Regions from separate parts of the Mus musculus genome. Here region 1 is linked to region 2. A link is a contact called in ENCODE Hi-C or POLR2A ChIA-PET data. All regions are on one chromosome and are shown on one strand. Each heading gives the region's core, a stretch centred on a gene start or an enhancer-like site at or near the end of the contact. The rest is flanking DNA. Distances are from core to core; before and after follow the strand shown.

Region 1 (2,700 bases), core at 68-2,567, 36 kb after region 2:
ACCAATCATGTAACACAGGCAGTCAGTATGTAAGTTACAAGCTATGTACTTTCACACAACCAACACTTGAGGTCTTAAACATTTTGCATACTTGTTGGCTGATTTAAATATAAACTTCATGTACTAGATGAGACAAGAAAACAGACACAGAGCAAAATCTTCACAAGAGAAATAAAATTCGTTAGGAAAAAGGCAATTTTTTTCTTGAAAAAATTGTTTTAAGCCTGTGGCTTAAAAATATTACAAAAACAGCATGAAAAAAAAATTCAAATGATCGAGAGTGACTGACTACATAGCAAATCAAAGTTAACGGAATAAAACAGACATTAGCAACCATCGGATAAACACCAACGTGGTCCTAAGCACTAGTTTTTGCAGAAACAAAATACGGTTGATAACAGTGGTACACCAACGGCTTACTTCTTTACTGCATTAACTTAGCCTGAACTGAGTAAGACCTCCTTTGGAAAACCAAGAAAACGACACCTTGAGTTACAGGGGAACAGCTCAGAGGTCATAAAAACATTTGAACTTATTGATAAGCAACTGCTTATTCACTTAAATAGCTCAACAACGGGCTAAGAAATGAGATCCACATCCAAATCATCAGAAGAAAACTACCACTCCTAAGAAGCAATTTAGGGGAGTGGTGAAGCTGAGGCGACTTGTCATTCTCTCCCATTATGGTCGCATCGATCCCGCCCACCGGCTTCCACCTCTCAGGGACTTAAACACACCGCGGCCGCGTCCCTGGAGCAGACAGCGGCTCCTGTTACCTCTGCTGGGAGGACCCCATCCCGGGAGCACTACCCGCTCGGCCCGGCTCCGTCTCCGGGAGGCCGAGCGAGTTAGAGTGAGAGTCTTTAAGCTCGGAGTCCCGTGAGGGTCAGGGGATCGTGACATCCCCCGGGATCTCCCCTCAAAGAACTGGACAGCATTCGGGGGATCCGGGCTCCCCTGGTTCTCCGCGTCACGCCGCCTCGGACCCGGTCCTCTCGCACCGCGGAGCGCCCTCCGCCGCGCCAGGATCGGGCGCCCGGTAGGGATCCCGCCGAGGGAGAAGGGCGGGCCGGCGGGAGCCCCGCAGCCGGAAGGGGCTTGCCTCGCAAGCTGGACGGCCTCCGGCCCGGCTCACCTTCAGGTCGTTCTCGGGAAGGTACTTGCACTGCCGCGCTATCTCCACATACTTGTCCAGATCCAGCGGCGCCATTTTAGGAAGAACAAGCCGCGGCGACAGCAGCGGCAGCGGCTGTAGTAGCGGAGGCAGCGGCGGAGGCCGAATCCGGAACCCTCCTTACGTCACGTCCGATCCGTGAGTGGCGTCTGCGAAGCGACGTAAAAGCCTGACCCGTTCCGCTCTCTCTCTCAGGCGGAATTCCGGGCCACGGATCTATCTCCAAGAGAACCCGGAGGTCCTTTTGATAAAACCTACTGGGACCCGTAGCTCTCTGCCGCGGGGCGTGCTGGGATTTGTAGTTTTAGTAAAATGCTCTTCCTTTCCTATCCTTGGCAACAGACTTCACCTCAAATGAGGCTTTTTCTAAGGAAGACCATGAAGTGGTTAACTAAGAATTCCCTGGCTCTCACTCCTACCCTGTAAAGTATCTTCAGTTAAAGTTAAGAGTTACTGTTACCGCCTTTCCAGGACTACTGAAGACCTGGCCTAGACAACATTTGAAACAAACTTAACACCACCGGTTCTCTGGCTGGGGGGTGGGGTGGGTGGTGGGTGGGGGAAGAAACAAACAATAAAGCATTTCTTATGCCACATTCTGTACAAATACTGGCACTTTTTTTTTCTCCTGTTCAATTCTTGTAAGACTGTAAGAATGCAAAGTTTGCATGTGTTATTTGCCCCAAAATCTCAAAGGAAACAGAAAAGATGGATCCTAGACTGAAAAACAGGCTACTGACTTAATCCGGTGAGTTCCAGGAGGGGGCCGGAAAGGTTTTTTTTTTTTTTTTGTCGTATCCCAGTGCCAAGAACAGTTCTTGACACCTACTATAGCTTTAACATTGGTCCATTTGACAACTCTATATTGAATAGCAACAAAGTACAGATACACTTATAGGCAGTTAGAATAACCAATGGCTGCAATAGACAAAAATCTCTATCCTTGGGGCTGGAAAGAGTGCTCATTAGTTAAGAGCACTAGCTGTTCTTCCAGAGGATCCAAGTTCTATTACTAGCATCTACGTGGCTGCTTTCAAGTCCAGTTACGGGAGATCAGACACCTTCTTCTGGGCACTGTGTGCATGTGGTACAGAAATATATTTGCAGTCAAAATAAATAAAATAATAAAAAATAATGTATTAAAAAATCTGTCCTCAACTTGCAATTTAATTCTGTTAGAGATAACCGACAAATATAATAAATTACTCAGAGCATGTTAGAAAGTGATAATTTAAGGAAAACATTCCAGCATAGTAAGGAGGATGGGTTGACACAGGATTCAGAATTAACCTGACCATAGTGTACCACATATTTGACCACAGCAGTGATGAGGCAGCTGGATAACTGTGAGTTCTAGGATAGCCTAGTCTATGTAGCATGTTGCAGGTCAACCAGAAGACCTTGTCTCAAAAAAAAAAAAAAAAACACAACAACAACAAAAACACAGCAAAGTTGGGAAGGTGGGAAGTTGTATGGAAGATATCTGATGCATTTCTAAGCTTATTTGGAGCTTTTGTGGAAGAGCC
Region 2 (2,700 bases), core at 122-2,621:
ACTCTTCTTCATTGCCTAAGGAAAAATTCAGTTGTCTGCGGCCTATGTAAGTCCTTAGTTACTACTTTTGTATTAAGCATCTCAGTTTATTAGACTTTATAAAGAAAGAGAGAGAAAGCCAGGAGTGGGACTCTGTTCAACTGTGTATGTATTAGAAGCATTACAGTATAAAGAACATAAACTTTGCATTCAGACAACCTGGATTCAAATCCTGGTTCTATCATTTATTACATGTGTGATCTTTGTTTGCTAAGTATTGGCTACTCTATGGTTCAGTTCCCTCTTTTGCAAAACTGTCACAGAAAATAACACAGAATTTGTATACGACACTTGGCACACAGTAGCTGTTCAATGACAATCTCCGTTAGAGATGCCAAAGTTGAAATTAAGACTAAAGTCGAAAGTGGGGCTTTCTTAATGTTTCCCCATTTCCCGTATCATATACCTGCAAGGGGTTGGAGGTGGTGGTAATTTGAAGTTCTCAAAGGGAATACCTTTCCATGCTGTCGAATTTACTAAAAAAAGGACCTAAATAAGAAACTTTATCTACTCACCACGTAATTATGCAGCACAGGGGCAGCCAAGCAAACAGGAAAAACACGAAGCTAGAGAGGAAGGCATTTGCCTTACCTGCTTTTCCGTTTTCGGGGTGGTTTCTCCACTGTGCCAGACAGTCTACAGACCAAACAAATGAGACCCGTAACTAAGACAACACACCGTTTGCCTTGCCTTGCCTGTGGGGCACTTCATGTACCACCCTCGGGGGGCCACAGGCTGACCACAGGTTGGCTCTGCCTACCCGTGACCTTACAGACACCCCACAGGCAGGGCTTCCTTCCCTCCCACGACCAAGCGCCTGGGACTCACTAGTCCCCGAATGCTCTCGGTTCCCTGCCCCAAACGTTCGGCTCCCCCAACCACCCGCCAGGTCGGCCTCATTGTCTGCCCAGAGCCGCAGGCCCCCCTAGCTCCCCTCAGACACGGCCCCGCCCCTCAGACCCGGTTCCCCGCATTCCTTGGCTCCCCGGTGGGGCGCGCGCCCTCCGCTCTCGCCCAGCGCGCCCTCGCTCGCTGCCCCGAGAGCTGCTCTCCCTTGGCGCCCCCGAGATGCTGAGTGCCTGTACCCCCGCCCCTTCAGGGCTCGGCGCCTAGACACCACCGCCGCCACCCCCAGGCCCGCTCTCTGGGCCCCTCGCCCCTAGCCTCCGCCTCGCCACGTAGCCCACCCCACCTGGGGGCCAGGCGACTCCGCGGCTGCTGGGACTGCCGGGCTCCTCTGACCATCCGGCTCCTGCTCCGCCGCGGGAGATGCTCCGGCGGCCGCAGGGCTCGCTCGGGAAGCTGAAGCGGCGGAGGCTGGAGTAGGCGGAGAGACAGGAGGAGGGCCTTGCGCCCCGGCCAGGCTTGCCGCGGGGCTCGGGCCCGTCCCCTCCTCGCCTCTCCTCGGTTTCTATTGGCCACAACGGCAGGGTATCTAGAAATCCGACCGCTGATTGGGTGCTTAGGCCGTCATGTCCCGCGTGGCCCACCCCGAGGTTTGGTTGAGACTGCAGGTGGCGGCAGAGGTGCCTTAAAGACTGCTAGCAGAGCGAGAGGAGCCCTGAGCGCCTCCGTGTGCCAGAACGGGGACTTACATCTCCGGCGCCAGACACCTGCCTGCAGGTTCTCTTTGGCTGGCATCCTGCATCCCTGACACCTCCCAGACACCTGCTATTTCCTCCGCCTCCGCACTGCTCCAGAACCAAAATCAAGCGCAGCACTTTCTCCAGATATATTCAGAAGTTCGAGGGCAAAGCAGCTCTCTCTCTCATAGTCTTCTGAATCACCTCGAATGCGGCTTAATGTCACCCTTCAAAAGGGACTCGGTCTCAAATTGTAGGGATCAAGCAGTTTGGCTGCAGGAAAGATCCTAAGCTTGGATGCAAGCTTGTAAGAAAGCAGAATTTCTTTAATTACCTCGAAAAAAAAAACAACAACAACAAACAGCATTGCAAAAAGAACCAATTACAATAACCACAAGGAATGTATTCCATTTTGAAAAGCCTAAAAAGAACTGCTTCTTGTATAAGCTAGCCATTCTGTGCCATTCCAGATGATTAAAAAATCTAACCAGCTAATCATTTTTGGTATAAAATTTCACTGCATTTTTTGACAGACCTAAGCATGCAAAACATTACATGCATAAGCATGTAAATACAATTAATACTAGTAATCTTTTCTATTCTGCTCTAACAAAAAGCTATCTTTGAAAATATAGCAGATGTATATGTAATGCACCCGAAGAATTTAATTCTTAAGATCTATGCAAATCTGTCTGGCAGATTCTAAGTTCATTCCTTCCATTTGGGAGAAGGCATAAAACTTTCTCTTGGGCCATTTTCATTTTATTAGAACACATTTTGTTAAAACACACACCAACAATGTAGTGGCAGATATATGGCTCAGCAGAGTAAAAGGTGCTTGCTGTTCAAGCCTGATGTTGTGGCTTGTCCTCAAACCCAGAGGAACGCTTTCGATGACTCTCTGACCTCCACATGCACATGACACACACACCTGCACACACACAGCACACAATAGCAAATAAAATGCATGAGACGTATCTCACAAATCTCCACAAGTGGATAGTATCCCAAATATTGAGATAACTACTTTTTCACAAATGTATTTGGTGCAAGGGGTTCTCCTTTATTCCTACATGAT

Evidence for each region. A loop is a pair of places that touch in the nucleus more often than their neighbours do. ChIA-PET counts read pairs that join two places held with the same protein, here RNA polymerase II (POLR2A).
Region 1: a map of heart shows a loop between it and region 2 (4-fold over the local background). The contact joins the promoter of Ppp6c here to the promoter of Scai in region 2. A Hi-C loop is called at or near these places in 2 of 37 maps with a recorded cell type or tissue (both heart). POLR2A ChIA-PET finds 5 or more read pairs at or near these places in 3 of 5 experiments (Patski and embryonic stem cell).

Annotation. Positions count from the first base shown.
Region 1 is chr2:39,225,032-39,227,731 of GRCm38, forward strand. It overlaps Ppp6c (protein phosphatase 6, catalytic subunit), which reads right to left and starts at 1,318. Exons shown (of 7, transcript NM_024209.3): 1 at 1,136-1,318. The coding sequence starts at 1,210.
Region 2 is chr2:39,189,359-39,192,058 of GRCm38, forward strand. Scai (suppressor of cancer cell invasion) reads right to left here and starts at 1,372. Exons shown (of 18, transcript NM_178778.3): 1 at 1,232-1,372; 2 at 631-675. The coding sequence starts at 1,284.